Linked DNA regions of Homo sapiens: region 1 is linked to region 2. Evidence: read pairs that join two places in POLR2A ChIA-PET (ENCODE). Cell type or tissue: A673. All regions are shown on one strand. Each heading gives the region's core, and the rest is flanking DNA. Links, peaks and the distances in the headings are about the cores only. Region 1 holds the start of PAFAH1B3 (platelet activating factor acetylhydrolase 1b catalytic subunit 3). Region 2 overlaps MEGF8 (multiple EGF like domains 8).

Evidence for each region. Peaks named below come from ENCODE experiments on the same cell type or tissue, not always from the same donor. Only the 100,000 strongest peaks of a DNase experiment are listed, where the experiment ranks them.
Region 1: POLR2A ChIA-PET joins it to region 2 with 14 read pairs; 11 of 35 experiments call an interaction of 5 or more read pairs at or near these places.

The regions. Positions count from the first base shown.
Region 1 is chr19:42,298,513-42,309,051 of GRCh38, reverse strand. PAFAH1B3 (platelet activating factor acetylhydrolase 1b catalytic subunit 3) reads left to right here and starts at 6,428. Exons shown (of 5, transcript NM_002573.4): 1 at 6,428-6,820; 2 at 7,013-7,102; 3 at 8,765-8,881; 4 at 8,960-9,082. The coding sequence starts at 6,743. PRR19 (proline rich 19) reads right to left here and starts at 6,920. Exons shown (of 3, transcript NM_199285.3): 1 at 6,549-6,920. RefSeq lists a silencer at 6,314-6,533 and enhancers at 6,087-6,741, 6,694-6,823, 6,904-6,953. In A673, for the core only: no CTCF peak of the experiment used is centred there; DNase peaks (open chromatin) are centred at 6,451 and 6,981; H3K4me3 peaks cover 1,444 bases; H3K27ac peaks cover 2,385 bases.
Region 2 is chr19:42,371,049-42,382,129 of GRCh38, reverse strand. It overlaps MEGF8 (multiple EGF like domains 8), which reads right to left. Exons shown (of 42, transcript NM_001271938.2): 41 at 10,648-10,780; 42 at 3,365-6,623. The coding sequence ends at 5,355. Among named protein-coding and RNA genes, the nearest start is that of CNFN, 14 kb to the left of the region's middle. In A673, for the core only: no CTCF peak of the experiment used is centred there; no DNase peak of the experiment used is centred there.

The DNA of each region.
Region 1 (10,539 bases), core at 2,540-10,539, 75 kb after region 2:
GTAATCCCAGCTACTCAGGAGGCTGAGGCAGGAGAATTGCTTGAACCCAGAAGGCAGAAGTTGCAGTGAGTCACGATTGTGCCACTGCACTTCAGTCTGGGCAATAGAGTGAGACTCCATCTCAAAAACAAAACAAAACAAAACAAGTGAATAGGGAGATGTTTTGGGGTGTGGTGGGAATACTATTTAGAATGACCAGATGAGGCCAGGCATGGTGGCTCAAATCTGTAATCCTAGCACTTTGGGAGGCTGAGGCGGGAGTATCGCTTGAGGCTAGGAATTCAAGACCAACCTGAGCAGCAAAGTGAGACCCTCATCTCTACAAAAAATAAAAATAAAAATTAGCTGGATGATGCCAGGTGTGGTGACTCATGCCTGTAATCCCAGCACTTTGGGAGGCCAAGGCGAGCAGATCACTTGAGGCCAGGAGTTCGAGACCAGCCTGGCCAACATGCCGAAATCCTGTCTCTACTAAAAATACAAAAATTAGCTGTATGTGATGGTGCGCGCCTGTAATCCCAGCTACTCTGGAGGCTGAGGCAGGAGAATCGCTTGAACCCAGGAGACGGAGGTTGCAGTAAGCCGAGATTGCGCCACTGCGCTTCAACCTGAGTGACAGAGTGAGACTCTATCTCAAAAAAAAAAAAAAAAAAAAAAAAAAGCTGGATTCGGTGGCCCACACCTGTAGTCCCAGCTGCTAGGGAAGCTGAGGTAGGAGGATCACTTGAGCCCAGGAGTTGGAGGTTACTCTGAGCTATGATTGCATCACTGTGCCCCAGCCTGGGCAAGAGAGTGAGACCTTGTCTCTTAAAAGAGAGAGAGAAGATGAGAGAAAATAAGTGAGCAGAGAGAGATTGGAAAAGGTTTGGTCAGATAAGGAATCACAGGGGTAAGATGAAGTCGAAGGAGTCACAGCTAATGGGAAGATAAGCCAGGAAACAGAGAGAGGCTATTAGGAACAGGGACATGGGGAAACAGTTAAAAGATGGAGGGTGAGCCGGGCGCGGTGACTCACACCTGTAATCCCAGCACTTTGGGAGGCCGAGGCGGGCGGATCACCAGGTCAGGAGATGGAGACCATCCTGGCTAACACGGTGAAACCCCATCTCTACTAAAAATACCAAAAATTAGCCGGGCGCGGTGGCGGGCGCCTGTAGTCCCAGCTACTCGGGAGGCTGAGGCAGGAGAATGGCGTGAACCCAGGAGGCGGAGCTTGCAGTGGGCCGAGATCGCGCCACTGCACTCCAGCCTGGATGACCGAGCGAGACTCCATCTCAAAAAAAAAAAAAAAAAAAAAAAAAAAAGATGGAGGGTGGGGGCCAGGCGCAGTGGCTCACGCCTGTAGTCCCAGCACTTTGGGAGGCCGAGGTGGGTAGATCATTTGAGGTCAGGAGTTCGAGACCAGCCTGGGCAACATGTGAAACCTCGCCTCTACTAAAAATACAAAAATTAGCCGGCGTGGTGGTGAATGACTGTAATCTCACCTACTCAAAGAGGCTGAGGCAGGAGAATCGCTTGAAATCGGGAGGCGGAGGTTGCAGTGAGCCGAGATCGCGCCACTGCACTCCAGCCTGGGGGACACAACGAGACTCTGTCTCAACAACAACAACAACAACAACAACAACAAAAGATGGAGGGTGGTGAAGGGGTCATGAGATTGGAGGGATTTGGGGGACCAGAAAGTGATTCTGGACGGAGAAATCCAGGGGTAGACGAGGTACAGGGGAATGCAGAAAGTGGAAAGAGATAGTAGAGAAAGAGAAGCAGGAGAGGGAGAGCAGCAAGAGAAGTCTGGAAAGCCTGAGAAAACCTCAAGAGAACAGGAAGGGAGACAGAGGCGCGATCAGGGACAGGGCCTGATCACAAAGGAAGGGCCTAGGGTAGGAGAGGAAGCATGGTGGCCAGCCGCGGTAGGGCAGGGTGGGCAGAGTGAAGGGAGTGGGGTACGGTTGGCAGGAGCAGGGTGTGGGAAGGGCACCTCTCTCGCCCCAACGAACCCCGGCCCTTCCCACTTCACGTAGCTGTGGGGCGCAATGGCTTCTTTTCCGCGGTGACCCCAGCTCTCGAAGTCACCTGGCGCTGTTCCGGGCCTCGGGCTCCCCCACACGCATGCGCGTGCCCTTTCCATGCCCTTTGGCTTCGTGGCTCTGAGAGGACGGAAACCTAGCGGCGCGTGCCAGGGAAGCGCCGGTTATAGCCCCTCCCCTCCCAGCCTCAATTTCAGAAATCTCCCTTTCTTGGTCTCAGCACCTCCCAGCCCTCAATTGGCTGTGAGGTTCACTAGGTCCGCCCCCTTCCTGAATGCTGATTGGTTCAGATAGCTATCAGCGGTCTTTCGAGGGCTAGTTGAGACCAGGCGTGCCAAAGGGAAGAAGGGTCATGGTAGCCCCCATGCACAGCTGTCCCCCAAGCAGCCACAGACATAATCCCTAGAAAACTTATACAGTTGGCCGGGCGTGGTGGCTCACGTCTGTAATCCCAGCACTTTGGGAGGCAGAGGCAGGAGGCTGGCTTGAGCCCAAGAGTTCAAGACCACCCTGGACAACATAGGGAGACCCTGACTACAAAAAATAAATTAGCTTTGGGCGTGGTGGCTCACGCCTGTAATCCCAGCACTTTGGGAGGCCGAGGTGGGCGGATCACGAGGTCAGGAGATCAAGACCATCCTGGCTAACACGGTGAAACCCCGTCTCTACTAAAAATACAAAAAATTAGCCGGGCGTGGTGGCGGGCGCCTGTAGTCCTAACTACTCGGGAGGCTGAGGCAGGAGAATGGCGTGAACCCGGGAGGCGGAGCTTGCAGTGAGCCGAGATGCATTTCAGCCTGGGCGACAGAGCGAGACTCCGTCTCTAAATAAATAAATAAGCTGGGCGCAGTGGCTCTTGCCTGTGGGCCCAGCTACTTGGGAGGCTGATGCAGGAGGATCACTTAAGCCTAGGAGGTGGAGGCAGCAGTGAGCCATGATCACGCCCGCCTGAGGGAGACGGCAAGACCCTGTAAAAGAACAAAAATTAGGCCACATGCATTGGCTCACGACTGTATATTCAGCGACTCAGCAGGCTGGGGCAGGAGAATTGCTTGAACCTGGGAAGTGGAGGATGCAGTGAGCCGAGATCACACCACTGCATTCCAGCCTGGGTGACAGAGAAAGACTCCATCTCAAAAAAAAGTTAGTGTAGTGTTGTGATTCATAGCTAGGCTTGGTTTAAATGCCCAAAATGGCACAACTGGGCTGTGTGACCTTGGAAATGTTTGTAACTGGTCAGACTTAGTTTTCTGACCTGTAAAATTGGGTTGGTAATAAAACTACCTTCCTCATTTGGTTGCTAGAAGGATAAACTAGACCAATATGTCTAACTTGAAATGGGCCTGGTGAATGAAGAATGCCTGGAAGCTTTGTTTCTCACTAAGCTTTGCTTCAGGAACTGCTCCAACTTATCCTCTAAGACTTTATTTTTAAAAATTTTTTTCTCGGTTGGGTATGGTGGCTCACGCCTGTAATCCCAGCACTTTGGGAGGCCAAGGCAGGTAGATCACGAGGTCAGGAGATCGAGACCATCCTGGCTAACACAGTGAAACCTCTTCTCTATTAAAAATACAAAAAATTAGCCGGGCGTGGTGGCACACGCCTGTAGTCCCAGCTACTCAGGAGGCTGAGGCAGGAGAATCGCTTGAACCTGGGAGGCAGAGGTTGCAGTGAGCCGAGATCGCGCCATTGCAGTCCAGCCTAGGCGACAGAGCGAGACTCTATCAAAAAAAAAAAAAATTCTCTCTTATATCACTGACTTGAAGGCATAATTAAGACTTTTTTCTTTTCTTTTCTTTTCTTTCCTTTTCTTTTTGAGATGGAATTTAAATCTGTCACTGAGGCTGGAGTGCAGTGGCACAGTCTGAACTCACTGCAACCTCCACCTCCCGGGTTCAAGCGATTCTCCTGCCTCAGCCTCCCAGGTAGCTGGGACTACAGGCGCAGACCACCTTGCCCAGCTAATCTTTGTATTTTTTAATAGAGATGGGGTTTTGCTATGTTGGTCAGACTGGTCTTGAACTCCTGACGCCAAGTGATCTGCCCACCTCAGCCTCCCAAAGTGCTGGGATTATAGGAGTGAGCCACCGTGCCTAGCTGATTATGACTTCTTTTTTGGAGACAGGGACTCACTCTGTCACCCAACCTGGAGTGCAGTGACACCATCATGGGCCACTGCCACCTCATCTCCCAGGCTCAAGCTATCCTCCTGCCTCAGCCTCCCAACTAACTGGGACTACAGGCACTTGCCCTTTTTTTTTTTTTTTTTTTTTTTGAGACGGCGTCTCGCTCTGTCTCCCAGGCTGAAGTGCACTGGTGCCATCTCGGCTCACTGCAAGCTCTGCCTCCCAGGTTCACGCTATTCTCCTGCCTCAGCCTCCCAAGTAGCTGGGACAACAGGCGCCTGCCACCACGCCCCGCTAATTTTTTGTATTTTTAGTAGAGACGGGGTTTCACCGTGTTAGCCAGGATGGTCTCGATCCTGACCTCGTGATCTGCCCACCTCGGCCTCCCAAAGTGCTGGGATTACAGGCGTGAGCCACCGCGCCCAGCCTTTTTTTTTTTTTTTTTTTAGACAGGGTCTCACTGTGTTACCCAGGCTGGTCTCAAACTTCTGGGTTCAAGCGATCCTCGCACCTCAGCCTCCCCAGTAGCTGGGACTACAGGCATGCATCACTGCACCTGGCTCCCTCAGACTTTATTTGTTTGTTTATTTTTGTAATTAAGACAGAGTCTCGCTGTGTCACCCAAGCTGGGCCACTGTTGCCCAGGCTGGGCTGCAGTGGCGCGATCTCAGCTCACTGCAACCTCTGCCTCCCAGACTCAAGCAATTGTCCTGCCTCAGCCTTCCCAAGTAGCTGGGACTACGGGCGTGTGCTGCCATGCCTAGCTAATTTTTTTTTTTTTTTTGTATATTTAGTAGACACGTGGTTTCGCCATGTTGGCCAGGCTGGTTGACCTCAAGTGATCCGACCATGTCAGCCTCCCAAAGTGCTGGGATTACAGGCATGAGCCTCCATGCTGGCCTCCCTCAGACTTTAAAATCAAGCTATTCCACGATATTCCCCAAACCTAATAAGAAAGTGATTACCTGTGTCTTTTCTTTCTGCTTGCCCATTCTTCATTATCTTTCAGACCCAGCTGAGATACTACTCCTAGGAAACCCATAGTCCTCAGAGTCCTTCTCCTCTTCCTCCCCAGAGGTCCCTGTCTCTCCCTCAAACACAACTTTGACACCCCTACACCTCTGTGTCTGGATCTGTCTCCCTAAACACATTGGGACAAGGTCAGGAGCTGACCCACTCATTTACTACTCATTCAGCAAGCACTTGTGGAATAACCACTGTGTGCCCGGCCCAGTTCCAGGAAAGTGGATTGAAAACATAAACACAATGAATAACACTCATCTCTGTCTCAGTATCAATCCACCTCGAAGGAATGAATACATGGGAAGGTCCCACCTGGAGTGAGGCTACAAGAACATGACCAGGACGTTTAGCAGGGAGTGAGCCCCCCACCTGGTCCCAGAGAAGAGGGAGATCTGAGAAGACACTGAGGTCTGAGATTAATTTGGGGCAGCGTTGGGGGAGAGGCGCGACCCTAGGTGGCCTTGGCTATGGATGTAGGTTTCAGAGCTCAGACATACCCAGTTGGCCTGTGGGTTTAGAGAGAGTGTAGAGGCTGCAGATCTGCAAGATGATCTGCCGGAGGGACGCCAGACTGGACCTGAGCCCTGGAGGCGTCTCTAATTTCCTTTCTCTTTCTGCACCTTCTTCTACCCTCCAAGCAGGTCCTATGGTGTCTTGAATGCAAAGATATGTAGTTTATATGTTATGCCACGCGCGCGCACACACACACGGTGTTTTGAGTAGGGGTCCTGTGATGTCTTGAATGCAAAGATATGTACTTTAGATTTCAACACACACACACACACACACACACACACACACACACACACACCCACGGTGTTTTGAGTAGGGGAAGCCCACGAGTAGATAGGCTCACTAAAGCCCTGGCGCGGCCTTAGAGTGGCTCCTTAGAAGGGAGCCTCGAATTTTCACATTTTGTCATCTTCCTTTTCTGTCCCCCACATCAGTAGAAAATAGGAGCGTCCCCCCCAGCCAGGTGCATTCGAGCCACCCCTTCAAGGGAATATAAGAATGGACTCGTCCACTCGCTCCCCTCCCCCCACCACGTGAATGGGTCACCCCCCCCCCCGCAACAGTAGGTGGTCCCTTCCGCACATTTCACTCTGTACAGCAAATGGTTTCTTCCCATTTGCTAGACAGAGGGCTAGATTTTCCCCGCCCACTCTCGACTCTTCAGGTAGTTCGCCCCTCCCCGTGACCGGTGGGTGGTTTCTCCCTCCTCCCCGCCTCGGGAGCTGGATGGTCTCGCCTCTCCCTCCCCCCACCCCGTGCCGGGTGCGCGGCCTGGGAGTCAGCGGCCCGAGCGGGAAGCGCCGGGCGAGCCCACTGTGCGGCCGTCGTGGGGGAAGCGAAGGTTCCTGATTCCACCTACCTCCTAAGTGAAGGCTTCCGTCCCTGGAGAGGAGGCGGCGCCCTGTATCGGCCTTCGTCCTCCGCGGGTGTGCTAGCGTTGGGACGGTCCTTTGTTGCCGCGAGGGGTAGGAGTGGGCGTGGCGGAGCCAGCTCCGTTCGGAACACTCCCGGGCCGACCCGACTCGCTCATCCTGCAGGAGCTGCGGCGCCAAGATGAGTGGAGAGGAGAACCCAGCCAGCAAGCCCACGCCGGTGCAGGACGTACAGGGCGACGGGCGCTGGATGTCCCTGGTGAGCGTTCCCACCTGGGATATTGAGGAGTCCGGGGGCGCGGGGGGTGGCTCAGGAGAACGGCTGGTTCGTGCCACTCTCACTACCTGATTGGGAAACTGAGGGCAGTTGAGGAGGCGCTGCCTAAGGGAGCAGGGCGGGGCGGGCCCTGGAGCGTGCATGCCATTGACTCCCTCTCGCGCGCTCCCGCAGCACCATCGGTTCGTGGCTGACAGCAAAGATAAGGAACCCGAAGTCGTCTTCATCGGGGACTCCTTGGTCCAGCTCATGCACCAGTGCGAGGTGAGGGCAGTCCCTCTCCCCCTGCCCCATCCAGCCCTGTGTCCATGCTGACACATCTGGACCAGAACCCAGGCCAGGTGAGGTATTATGAGAGTACCCAGATTGGCCTCAGGCAGCCCGAGGCTCTGAGAATCTTGGTGTAAGGTGCAACATTCTATTGAGAAAGAAATGTATGCCTTGGTTTTATCAGATTGGATTTGTGTATAATGTACTAAGACCTAAAATGAGGCTTTCCTGCCATAGGCTTGCCTAAAGTGAGGCTCTTTCTTGTTTGCTTTAAGTAGTGCGCAGCCCTGTTGGGTTTACACAAAGCTATAGTCACTTTACAGGAAGCGAAGGGCAACTCTAATGGCACTCCACAAAGAGGACTCAATCATAATAATATCTTTCCACAAAGCATGTCCAACTGTAATGGGTTTCATCAAAATAAGTTTCAACTGTAATGCCATTGATTCAATGCATGGCTCAAGCAGACTGGATTTTCATGAAGTGAGTCTTGCTTCTATGGGGCTTGGTTTGTTTTGTTGGTTGGTTGGTTGGTTGGTTGGTTTTTGAGACAGGGTCTTGCTCTGTCACCCAGGCTGGCGTGCAGTGGTATGATCTCTGTTCACTGCAACCTCTGCCTCCTGGGCTCAAGTGATCCTCCCACCTTAGTCTCCGAGTAGCTGGGACTACAGGTGCACATCACCATGCACCTGGCTAATTTTTGTAATTTTTGTAGAGATGGGGTTTTGCCCTGTTGCGCAGGTTGGTCTTGAACTCCTGGGCTCAAGCAGTCCGCCCACCTCAGCATGAGCAACAGAGCCTGGGGCTTGGTTTAAAGTGAGAGACTCTAGGCAGGGTGTGGTGGCTTACGCCTGTAATCCCAGCACTTTGGGAGGCCAAGGCAGGCGGATGACCTGAGGCCAGGAGTTCGAGACCACCCTGGCCAACATGGCGAAATCCTGTCTCTACTAAAAATACAAAAATTAGCTGGGCATGGTGGCACATGCCTATAGTCCCAGCTACTTGGCAGGCTGAGGCAGGAGAATCGCCAGAACCTGGGAAGCAGAGATTGCAATGAGCCGAGATCGCACTACTGCACTCCAGCCTGGGCAACAAGAGCAAAACTCCGTCTCAAAAAATAAATAGGCTGGGCACCATGGGCTCACGCCTGTAATCCCACCACTTTGGGAGGCCGAGGCAGGTGGATCACCTGAGGTCAGGAGTTCGAGACCAGTCTGGCCCACATGGTGAAACCCCATCTCTACTAAAAATACAAAAAATTAGCTGGACGTGGTGGCGTACACCTGTAGTCCCAGCTACTCAGGAGGCTGAGACATGAGAATCACTTGAACTAGGGAGGCGGAGGTTGCAGTGAGCCGAGATAGTGCCAGTGCACTCCAGCCTGGGTGACAGAGTGAGACTCTGTCTCAAAAATAAAATAACTCTGTCTCAAAAATATAAAATAAAATAAAATAAGTGAGAGACTCTAATAGATTTCTATAAAGTGAGGTTCAGCCATGCTGGAGTTTGCTCCAGGTAAAATTTTAAGACTGCTTCCATGAAGTAAGGTTCTTCCATAATGGCATTTGGTTAACACCTGGACAGAGGGGGATGGTCCATGCGGACAGTGCCCTTGTGCCCCTACCACTTCTTGCCCACACCACTTCTTGCCCACAGATCTGGCGCGAGCTCTTCTCTCCTCTGCATGCACTTAACTTTGGCATTGGTGGTGACGGCACACAGCATGTACTGTGGCGGCTGGAGAATGGGGAGCTGGAACACATCCGGCCCAAGGTGAGCGGGGCTTGGGTGGGGCTCTAAAACATCTTTTGGCTGCCCCCTCACCGCTGCTTCATGTCTCTTTTTCCACAGATTGTGGTGGTCTGGGTGGGCACCAACAACCACGGACACACAGCAGAGCAGGTGACTGGTGGCATCAAGGCCATTGTGCAACTGGTGAATGAGCGACAGCCCCAGGCCCGGGTTGTGGTGCTGGTGAGAGGCTGGGAGAGTGGGAAAGGAAGAATGGCAGTGGTCTGGGACCCCCTCAGATATAGCCACAGTTGGCACAGTTCTAGGCAGCTTGACATAGAGCAGTGGCTTTTAGGCAGAATCTCACGTTGGAGCTTGCTATACCCTTCAGAGTGGCTGTGGTTGAGAATATGCTCCGAGACCAATTAGCCTTTTTTGCCCAGGGATGGCTTAAGACTTTGGGGGTATTGAAAAACTAAAAAACGGGCCAGGCACGGTGGCTCACGCCTGTAATCCCAGCACTTTGGGAGACCGAGGCAGGTGGATCACGAGGTCAGGAGATCAAGACCATCCTGGCTAACACGGTGAAACCCCATTTCTACTAAAAATACAAAAAAAAATTAGCCGGGCGTGGTGGCGGGCACCTGTAGTCCCAGCTAACTTGGCAGGCTGAGGCAGGAGAATGGCATGAACCTGGGAGGCGGAGCTTGCAGTAAGCTGATACTGTGCCACTGCACTCCAGCCTGGGCGACAGAGCGAGACTCCGTCTCAAAAAAAAAAAAATTAGTTGGGCATGGGCTGGGCGCAGTGGCTCATGCCTGTAATCCCAGCACTTTGGGAGGCCGAGGCAAGCAGATCACCTGAGGTCGGGAGTTCAAGACCAGCCTGACCACACGTGGAGAAACTCCATCTCTACTAAAAATACAAAATTAGCTGGGCGTGGTGGCACATGCCTATAATCCCAGCTACTTGGGAGGCTAAGGCAGGAGAATCGCTTGAACCCAGGAGGTGGAGGTTGGGGTGAGCCAAGATTGCACCATTGCACTCCAGCCTGGGCAACAGGAGCGAAACTCTGTCTCAAAAAAAAAAAAAAGCCGGGTGCGGTGGCTCACGCCTGTAAACTTGTAATCCCAGCACTTTGGGAGGCTGAAGAGGGTGGATCACAAAGTCAGGAGATCGAGACCATCCTGGCTAACAAGGTGAAACCCCGTTTCTACTAAAAATACAAAAAATTAGCCGGGCGTGGTGGCAGGCGTCTGTAGTCCCAGCTACTTGGGAGGCTGAGGCAGGAGAATGGCATGAACCCGGGGGGCGGAGCTTGCAGTGAGCCGAGATTGTGCCACTGCACTCCAGCCTGGGCAACAGAGCAAGACTCCATCTCAAAAAAAAAAAGAATTAGCTGGGTATGATGGTGCGCAAAACCTGTAACCCCAGCTACTTGGGAGGCTAAAGGAGAAGGATCACTTGAGCCCAGGAATTCAAGGTAACAGTGAGCTGTGATCATGCTACTGCACTCTCGCCCGGGTGACAGAGACCCTGTCTCACCAGAAAACAAAAGAAAAACCCTCAAAAAACCTTGAATAGGCCAAAAGTTGTCAGGCATTCCTGGGGTAAATCTAGGCTCCATCACTTGTAGGTAGCTAGGATATTTCCTCTTCTGAAAACGGATTGATCCCTTGGCATGAGCCATGATGTTGATA
Region 2 (11,081 bases), core at 1,026-9,025:
ACACCAAGCACCCAGCACAGTGCCTGGAGGGCTGTAGGCCCTCAGTAAAATATTCCCTCTATCCCTGAAATCCCCAGGGGGTTTGGAGCTGCACATAGCCTAGAACCAGGCATCCAGCCTTCCATGCCCAGACTCTCTCCCACCTCAGCATACGCCACTTGCACTCAGGTATGTGCAGGGAGAAGTGACGGCAGAGGGCTGACGTGGAGGGAGGAACACGTACCATAGAGCACTTGTGAGAGTCGGAGGGAGTGTGGCTATGCATCCCAGAGAAAAGGCCCAGTCGTGGTGCAAATCATCTGCTTAGGAGGGCAAAGTCACAGGATGACTGCTAGGAAGACACTTCACCTGAGAGGTCCACGCATAACACAGAGGAGTCCTAAAGAATCTTAGCTCCTTTCTGCTCATGCAGGTGGAACTCCAAGCCCTCAGGACTCCCTCTCTCAGGGCAGCAAATCTCACACTCCTTAGCTTTCTAGTTGGTATATTCTGCATTATCCCTAGCAGAAATTGGCTATTGTTTTTGTTTTTTGAGACGGAGTTTCGCTCTTGTTGCCCAGGCTGGGGTACAGTGGTGCAATCTCGGCTCACTGCAACCTCCACCTCCCGGGTTCAAGCGATTCTCCTGCCTCAGCCTCCTAAGTAGCTGGGATTATAGGCATTCGCCACCACGCCCAGCCAATTTTTGTACTTTTATTTATTTATTTTTATTTTTATTTATTTATTTTTTGAGACAGAGTCTTGCTCTGTCGCCTAGGCTGGAGTACAGTGGCATAATCTTGGCTCACTGCAAACTCTGCCTCCAGGTTCAAGCAATTCTCCTGCCTCAGCCTCCCGAGTAGCTGAGATTACAGGCGCCCACCACCATGCCCAACTAATTTTTGTATTTTTAGTAGACACAGGGTTTCACCATGTGGATCAGGCTGATCTCGAACTCCTGACCTCGTGATCCGCCTGCCTTGGCCTCTCAAAGTGCTGGGATTACAGGCATGAGTGAGGTGGACTGTTGACCCTTTTGATTTGTGGTTACAGATGCTTGGAAAAGCCTCACCCTTCCTGCTGTGAGGTACAGGTAGTCATGTGGCATCACCTCTAAACGTGTGCTGGGACAGCTTTCAGCTATGTCGACCTAATTTAAGGGGTCCTTCCTTGGGAGGTGGAAGAGCCTGGTGGTCAGGCACATAGGTCTGAGAGTCAATTGACAGCTCTCATGCAACAGCTAAACCATGTCTATGACCTTTTGTTTTCTCATCTGCAAATGGGGATTACGGGTTACTGACCTCATATGATTGCTGGAGAGACCAAATGAAACCACAGCAGTATGCTATGCAAACTGTCCAGCATGTGCTGCTCAGTTCATATAAATGCAAGTCCACGATCATATCCTGGAGGGTAGGTGCTACTAATAGCTCATAAAGGCAAAACTCACGTGAGGTCAAGGTAACCCCTGGAAATCCCTTAAATTGCCCACAAAGTATGAAGATACCATGTTAAACCTGGGCAATACAGCGAAAACCTGTCTCTACAAAAATACCAAAAAAAAATAGCCGGGCCTGGTGGCGTGCATCTGTAGTCCCAGCTACTTAGGAGGCTGAGGTGGGAGGATCACTTGACCCCAGGAGGTTGAAGCTACAGTGCGCCAAGATCACATCACTGCACTCCAGCCTGAGTGACGAAGCAAGAGCATCTCCGAAAAAAAAGAAAAAGAAAATACAGTGTTATTCCTGGCCCATAATGGAGACTCACACACCCTCTGGGTCCCACACATCGTCCTCCGCTGAGCACCTGATGAAGAAACCAGCTTGCACTTTGGAGCCGGGATGTGCAGAAAAGATACATTGTTTAACACACCCAGCAAGATGCCTATGCTGCTGAGGCTGATGGAGAGGACAGAGATCTCCAGCTCCCACCTGGGAGGAATCAGGGATTTTGTTTGCCTAGGTGCATGCCAGGTAAAGCAGCTCTCATGATGCTTTCGGTTTTGACTGTGACTCTAATGGATTAGAGAAAGCTCACTGGGCTGGGCGCGGTGGCTCACGCCTGTAATCCCAGCACTTTGGGAGGCGGGCGGATCACGAGGTCAGGAGATCAAGACTATCCTGGCTACCACGGTGAAACCCCGTCTCTACTAAAAATACAAAAAATTAGCCAGGCGAGGTGGTGGGCACCTGTAGTCCCAGCTACTCGGGAGGCTGAGGCGAGAGAATGGCGTGAACCCGGTGGGCAGAGCCTGCAGTGAGCCGAGATTGCACCACTGCACTCCAGCCTGGGCAACAGAGCGAGATTCCGTCTCAGAGAAAAAAAAAAAAAAAAAAAGAAAGCTCATTGTGCTAGGGTCTCATTTCATTCTCAGCCCTGTCTGGTTTGAACCCTTCTATTGGGGCCCAGAATAAAATCTGTGCCTGGGCTAGGCATGGTGGCTCACACCTATAATCCCAACACTTTGGGAGGCCAAGGTGGGAGGATCACTTGAGCTCCAGAATTCAAGACCAGCCTGGGCAACATGGTGAAACCTCATCTCTACCAAAATTACAAAAATTAGCTGGGTGAGGTGGTACACGTCTGTAGTTCCAGCTACTCGGGAGGCTGAAGTGGGGGGATCGCCTGAGCCCAGGAAGTTGGGGCTTCAGTGAGCAATGATTCCATCACTTCACTCCAGCCTGTGTCACAGAAAAAGAGACACCCTGTCTCAAAAAAAAAAAGAAAAAGGCCAAGTGCAGTGGCTCATGACTGTAATCCCAGCACTTTGGGAGTCAAGGTGGGCGGACCACTTGAGGTCAGGAGTTTGAAACCAGCCTGGCCAACATGGTGAAACCTTGTCTCCTCCAAAGATAGAAAAAAATTAGCCAGGCATGGTGGCGCGTGCCTGTAATCCCAGCTACTTGGGAGGCTGAGACATGCAAATCACTTGAACCCGGGATATAGAGGTTGCAGTGAGCCAAGATCACACCACTGCACACTAGCCTGGGCAACAGTGAGACTCTGTCCCCTCAAAAAGCAAAACAAAACAACAACAAAAAGCCGTAGCTGGGACCAAGGCAGCCTGTTTTCCCTCCTGAGCCAAACTGGGGTTTCCCTGAGGAAGATCTAGGGAAGGGTCAAATTCCACTGCCCACGTCTGCCCTCAGCGCGTCCCTTCTGGGAAACAAGAGCTGTTTATTGGTATTTATTATGCTTCTGTTGGGGCATACCCTTCCCCCTTCCCCCTTCCCCCTTTAAGAGGGGCAGCCAGGAACAAAGCCACCCCAGCTTGGAAGTGGCACCATCATAAGGGCAATTATCCAAGTTATCCAGCATGCGGGGCTGGGTCAGAGTTGAGACCTAGCCCTGCTGGGACATGTGCAGACGCGCTCAGACACCTGGGTTTTCCCCATACTTTTTATTTGTTAATTTCATCACCCCCCTCTTCTTCTGATGTGGTCCCCACCACCTCTGACATGCACGCATTGGCTAGGGCCTCTCACACTGAGGCTCCACGCGAAGGGAAGATGCAAAGTCCAGTCCCTCCAGGAGCTAGTGATGGAAGTCTTGGGAAAGGAGAGTCCCAAGTTCAAGAAGACAGCTAGGGTAGAAGGGAGGGAGGTCCTCAAGGGGTAGAGGACAGGAGTCCAAGGAGGTGGCTCAGGTGCGGGGTGGCGCCTCAGGAGAGCCCAGAAATCTTCCAGGCAGCACTGTCTGGAACAGGGCTGTGCACTGACGGTACCGGCATTTTCATCCCCAACCTCAGTGGCCCCCATGCCCACCTGGGGTGGGATCTCAGGCAGAGGTTTTGTCCCCTCTGAGGCTCCCCCACAACACGCCTCTGTTGTTCCAGCTTTGCTGTGTGACCCTGGTCCCCGGTGAGGTAACACCACCACTGAGCTTTATCCCTGCAGCCTGGGGGTCCTATTCACCTCTGGGCTGTCTCAGGGTGCCATCTGTCTCTTTCCAGCTGCTTCCCTCGCCAGCGCTATCAATCCCCCCATTCAATTTCTGCTGTTGAAATATTCAGTGTTTCTGTATCCCTAGTTGGACCTGAGTGAAGAGATGTCTGAAGGGCATCTCATGTCAAGAACCAGACTCTGATCTTCCTCACAAGCCTCAGTCTGCCCCATTCAATTAACGATCCCCTCAGCCACCCACAGTTCAGGCCACAAAGCTAGGGGTCATCGTGGTTTTGTCTCCTCCCTCACCCTGACATCCACACCATCATTTATATTCTTCCATACACATCCCACATCTGAGCCAGACTCCCTCATTGCCAGCACCCTACTCCAGCCCACCATCCCTGCTGCCCCTCTTGTCCCTCCGGTCCATTCTCCACAGCACAACTGAGTGACCTCTTAAATTTTTTTTTTTTTTTTGAGGTGGAGTCTCGCTCTGTCACCCAGGTTGGAGTGCAGTGACGCAATCTGAGCTCACTGCAACCTCCGCCTCCTGGGTTCAAGCGATTCTTCTGCCTCAGCCTCCCGAGTAGCTCGGACTACAAGTGTGTGCCACCATGCCCAGCTAATTTTTGTATTTTTAGTAGACATGGGGTTTCACCATATTGGCCAGGCTGGTCACGAACTCTTGACCTTGTGATCAGCCCACCTTGGCCTCTCAAAGTGCTAGGATTATAGGCATGAGCCACCGCACCCGACCCTCTTAAATTCTTAAATAGGTACATCGGATCCTGTCACTCCCCTTCATCAAACCATCCAACAGCTTCCCATTGCCCTGAGAATAAAACCCAAAACCCTATGTGGGGCCCACAAGGCCCTGGGTGATCCAGCCCCTGACTATCCCCAGCCTCATCTCCTCACACTTGATCTGGGTCACACTTACCAGTTTTCTGGTCCTTCCAATAAAACAAGCCTGCTCCCACCCCAGGGCCTCTGCCTTTGCTTCCCAAAGCTCTTCCCGTAGCTGGTTCTTCTCAGGCGTTCTCAGTCTAGCTTCTTTGAATGCCCAGCTGACTTCACCCCATCGTCCCTCACTGCCACATCCTCTGGAGGCCTCACAGTGCTTCTCCCTCTCTGAAGCCATCTTACTTGTGTGTGCACATGTGCATGTGTTCATGTGTGTATGCGTGTGGGGTGTGTGCATGTGCACTGATTGTCTCCCTTCACCAGAACCTAAGTCCCATGAGATCAGGGAACCTCGTCTCTTGGTTCCTGCTTTGCCCCACGCCTATGACAGTGCCTGACAGAGTAGGTACTCGATAAATAGCTGCTGAATGCAGAACAAAGGAGGCCCCATCTGGGCAACCCTGGGGGAAGGGGGCCAGTGGTCTCCAAGTAGACAGTGTCCAGGGGCCCCCAGGTGGAGGGACCCCAAGTCCAGGGCGGCCCTATCAGGTGACCCAGCTGCTGTGGATGAGAACCCTGGGCATGTCAGAGGGACATGCTGGTGAGGTTGTCCTGGCTCAACAGTCCCTTCCGGCCCGCACCAGTCCCATGCCCACTGCCCCCAGCACCCCCACCACCCCCACAGTACTCGTGCAGCCTGTGCCGCAGTGTGACGAGGGCTGACCCCAGGCAGGCGCCGTTGGGTGCATGGGGCCCGCCAGGCAGCTGGAGCAGCAGTGTGGCCACGCCAGCCATGCCATCTTCTGTGGGCTCGAGAGTGATGGGCCCAGCTCGCAGCCCAGCAGTGGTGGCGGGGATGGCTGGTGGGCAGCAGCCCCCTCCCATGGGTCCCCAGGGCCCACCGGCCCCTGTCAGCAGCAGGGGTGCCAGGAAGGGCTCAGAGCGGCGGAAGGCGGGAGGTGGGAGCCCAGCCGGCTTCCAGGCGGAGGCCGGGGCAGTAGGGTCAGGTGGGAAGCAGACGGTGACCTTGGCGAAGGGGCGGCTGGCCATCTTGGTCATCTCCTGCAAGTGCCGGCGCTGCTCCTGCCGCTGGTCCAGAGCCTGCTTGGCCTTCCAGAGGAGCACACAGAGTGAGAGGAAGAGGAAGAAGCAGGAGAAGAAGACGGAGAAGAAGACAAACAGGTCAATGTGGGCCTGGTCCTGCCGGAAGAAGAGCAGGCCCTGCGAGTCGGCTGAGCCGTTGGCGCCGGGCCCACTTGGGTCTCCCACGCCCAGCAGCAGCAGGTAGAAGCGGCTCGACTTGAGGGCATGGTGCTCGTGTGGGTAGGTGATGACCAGCCGGTCCCGCACGCCGCGGACCACCAGCACTGCCGACGGCTCCGTCACCGTCACGTAGGTAATCAGGCCCCGCGGCCATACCTCCCGTACCCGTGGCTCTGCTGGGGCGCCCGGCCCACTGCTGGCCCCTGCTCCTCCTGGATCCCCAGCCCCCCGGGGCCCACCATCTGCAGGGGGTGGTGGAGGTGGTGGGGCTGGGGGTGGCTGGATGTGTACAGTATGGACGCCAGTGTCAGGGGCCACACGGACCACGAAGGTGTCATAGGAGGTGGAGACATAGAGGTCCACGGCCCCGAAGGTCACGTCCAGCGTCAGGCGGATGTCCACGTTGGTGAATTTGGGCTGCACGCCAAAGAGGACAGTGCGGCCGGGGCCTAGCGCCCGGCGTTTGGGCTCATGGAAGCAGTTGGTCTGGGACGTGGGGTCCAGGCAGCACTCCTGCTCCACCGAGATGAGGCGGTAGCACTGCTGGCCGCCCAGCGGACTCCCGTGAAATGATTCCCGGCACTTGGCGCACTGCGGGCAGGGTTAGAGGCGGTGACCATCAGGGCTGAGTGCGGTGCCAGCCTGTCCCCCAAGCAGCAGTGACGAATACTCTATACCCACTGCTAAGTAGCCATTGCCCTGGGCCTCACCCCCACTGCCCCAGTCACTTCCCTGTGACCCCCCGGACCTTCTCTGCCACAGTGTAGACCTTGCCAGGACCTGGCACTCCAGCACTGCTGCCCCTGGTGCCACCCTAGTGACCTGAGCACCCTGATACTGAGGCCTCTGGCACTCTGAGGCACAGCAGTGAAGAACGCGGCTGCATTCTGGCTCTACCTCCTTGTTAGCTGTGTGGCCTTGGACTAGTGACTTAACCTCACTGAGCCTGAGCACACAGACTTAACCCATGAGCTCTGCACACAGGGAGTAACCACGGCTCGCTCACAGGACCACTGAGATCATGTGCATGGCACTCGGCGCAGGGTCAGCCAGCCTCGCCTGCCTGCCTGGATGCTTCTTCTATACTGTGCCAGGCGCCCTCCCACCCTGGGGCCTTTGCACTGGCGGACCCTCTGCCTGCATGGTTCTCCTGTCACTTGTCAGCTTGTCAAGCCCCCTTGCCTCCTTCAGATCTTTGCTCAAGAGCCTCCTTCTCACCTAGGCCTTCCCTGGCCACTGTGTCCTGCGTCTACCATTCCCACTCCCCAACAGCCCTAGCCCCCGCTTCCTACTTAACTTTCCTTAGCGCTCCTCGCTGTCTAACACACGAGCATCTGACTTGTTTGTTCATTTCTGATGCCTCCATGAGAATGCAAACTCCTAAAGACAGAACATTTGCCTGCTTTGTTCCCTACTGTGTCCCCAGCAACCTGCACGGTGCTTGCCATATACTAGGTGCTCAATGACTGTGTGCTGAATGAATGTGTGGCTGGATAGATAACGGCTATGATTCCTGTGGCTTAGTGGAAACCACTCAAGTTCTGAGATCAGACCAGGGTCACTCCAGGCACCAAGCCTAACTGACCACCTGATCTGGGGTGAGACTTTTTTTTTTTTTTTTTTTTTTGAGACAGAGTCTCGCTCTGTTGCCCAGGCTGGAGTGCAGTGGTGTGATATCGGCTCACTGCAACCTCTGCCTCCCGGGTTCAAGCGATTCTCCTGCCTCAGCCTCCCGAGTAGTTGGGATTACAGGTGTCCGCCACCACACCCAACTAATTTTTGTATTTTTAGTAGAGAAGGGGTTTCACCATGTTGGCCAGGCTGGTCTCGAACTCCTGACCTTAAGTGATCTGCCCGCCTCAGCCTCTCAAAGTGCTGGCATGAGCCACTGTGCCCAGCTAGGACATTTAATGTCTCTGAATCTGTCTTCCTCTTAAGTCTGTACCCCACTGAGGCCCCAGCACAGTCTTGCAAAGCCTTTCATATCTATGCTGTCACCACTGTCTACACAGCACAGCATCCAGCTCTGTGGCAGGCGCTCCTGGCATTCTAGTTATTACTGCAATCACTATTAGAACCAAGAGAAAACAGACGCAGTGACTCATGCCTGTAATCCCAGTGCTTCAGGAGGCTGAGGCAGGAGTGCCGCTTGAGCCCAGGAGTTCGAGACCAGTCTGGGCAACATAGTAAGACCCCCGTCTTTAAAATTTTTTTAAAATTAGCCAGGCATGGTGGTGTGTGCCTATAGTTACAGTTACTCAGGAGGCTGAGGCAGGAGGATCACTTGAGCTCAGGAGTTCAAGGCTGCAGTGAACTATGATTGCGCCATTATACTCTAGCCTGGGTGACAGAGTAAGCCCTGTATCAAAAAAAAAAAAAAAAAAAAAAAAACCCAAAAGCCCAACCAGGCACGGTGGCTCACGCCTAGAATCCCAACACTTTGAGAAGCCAAGGTGAGTGGATTGCTTGAGCTCAGGAGTTCAAGACTAGCCTGGGCAACATGGTTAAAACCCCATCTCTAAAAAAAAAATTAGCCAGGTATGATAGCACATGCTTGTAGTCTCAGCTACTCAGGAGGCTGAGGTGGGAGGATGATGGAAACCAGGGAGGCAGAGGTTGCAATGAGCTGAGATTGCACCACTGCACTCTAGCCTGGGTGAAAGAGCCAGACCCTGTCTTAAAAATAAATACATTAAAAAAAAGAACCGGCCGGGGGTGGTGGCTCACGCCTGTGATCCCAGCACTCTGGAAGGCCAAGGTGGGCAGATCACAAGGTTAAGAGATCAAGACCATCCTGGCCAACATGGTGAAACCCTGTCTCTACTAAAAATACAAAAATTAGCGGGGGGTGGTGGTACGTGCCTGTAGTCCCAGCTACTCGGGGGGCTGAGGCAGGAGAATCGCTTGAACCTGGGAGGCGGAGGTTGCAGTGAGCCAAGATCACGCCACTGCACTCCAGCTTGGCGACAGAGTGAGACTCCGTCTCAAAAAAAAAAAGGAACCAAGAAAAACTGCTACTTCTAAGCAGCCAACAGACCTGGTAGAGGAGGAGGTCTGATTTAATCTCTGAGACTCCCTGGTAAAAGCCAATAGGCCTTTCCCTTATCAAGAAAGCAGAAACTCTGGGCTGGGTGTGGTGGCTCACGCCTGTAATCCCAGCACTTTGGGGGGCCAAGGCAGGTGGATTGCCTGAGCTCAGAAGTTTGAGACTAGCCTGGGCAACATGGTGAAACCCCATCTCTACTAAAATACAGAAAATTAGCCAGGCATGGTGGCACACGCCTGTAGTCCCAGCTACTCAGGAAGCTGAGGCAGGATAATCACTTGAACCCAGGAGGTGGAGGCTGCCTCGAGCAAAGATCCCACCACTGCACTCCAGCCTGGGCAACAGAGCAATACTCTGTGTCCAAAAAAAATTAAATTAAATTAAAAATTAAAAAAAAAATAAAAAAGCAGAAATTCTGGCCCAGGATAGAAATGTTAAGGGTCAGTAAGGCTTGTAAAACTGTTGCCATTTGGGGTGGCAGCTATTATGTTTGCAGCTATTATGTTTCTGTAGATGGGTAAGGAAGACTGAGAGCAAGGGACTTTCTCTTCCCTCTGGGACTGGAGAGAGAAGGTGGCGGGGAGGTGGCGGGAGTTGTCCTCTGAGGAAGGAGCCTGGGACATCATGGAGGCAAGTCTGGAACACAGCAGCCAGCCAGGTGGCCAGTGCAGGCACTCCAGGAGCCTCTGTGCAGAAGAAAAAGGGAAATGCACTCGAGGGGAATTTGAATCTGGGTATTAAATGATATGAGATCTCTGCTAGCCTCAGTTCATCAGAGGGGGTCTGCCAACTGGGAAGAATCTGCCTGAAAATGAAGCCAATGCAGAGGAAAGCAGAGTCAAGATGCAGAGAGACTTCTGATGGCATTGTGTGAGCACCCGGATATAGCCAGTCCTGAAGGCAGACCCCAGACCCTCAGTTCTAAGAGTCAATACATTTTCTTTTCTTCTGTTGTGTGTGTGTGTGTGTGTGTGTGTTTGTTGTTGTTGTTGTTGTTGTTGTTGTTGTTGTTTTGAGACAGAGTCCTGCAGCCTCGACCTCCTGGGCTCAAGCAATCCTCCCACTTCCACCTCCCAAGTAGCTGGGACCACAGATGTGCACCACCATGCCAGGCTAATTTTTAAATTTTTTTTCAGAGATGGGGTTGCACTATATGGCCCAGGCTGGTCTTGAACCCCCGGGCTCAAGTGATCCTCCCGCCTCAGCCTCCCAAAGTTCTGGGATTACAGACATGAGCAACCATGCCCAGCCCATTTTCTTTTTTCGGTTGAGCTACCATGGGATAGATTTTCTGGCATGTGCCACCTTTAGCTGTGACTACCTGTAATGGAGACTGTCTCCCCACCAGTCTGAGAGTCCCCCAGAGGCTCATATCTTGGTCCCCAGCATCACTGCCTAGGGCCTGTAACTGAATGGGGCTCAGGAACAGTCTGTCAAGCTGCACTTGATCCCAAAACCACTGATTTGGAACCATGTTGTCAGTCCTGCCCGAGCCTGGCTACCTCATCCCAGCCCTGACCTCCACAAGGTGTAGGGCCCTCGGCCCACCACTAGCTTCTGCAGCCGCACCTGGTACTTGTAGCAGTCTCGACGGTCACTGGGGGAGCTGCCCTGGCATGTGCCCGTCTCTGTGTTATTCTGACATGGACAGCCCGTCCCATCCTGCTCGTTACATGTGTCCGCGTGGCCATTACACTGGCATCTGGGGAAGAAGTTGAGGGTTACGGAGCCCCCATGGCCTGCAGTGGTCCAGGATGGACACCCCATATGTGAGCTCAACTCTGTGCAACAGGCCAGAAGAGGAAACTGAGGTTCACAGAGGTCAAGCTGTTTGCCCAAGGCCACAAAGCAGTTAAATTACCATTGGGATTAGAACCCGAGTTGCACAGACTCCAGCACTCACTGAACACTCAGAAAGAAGGAGATGGAAAGGGGAGGTTGTTCCAAGGCCTCTGCCCTCAGCCGCCCCATCTTGTTCTCGATGGGGCCGCTCTGTGGACTGC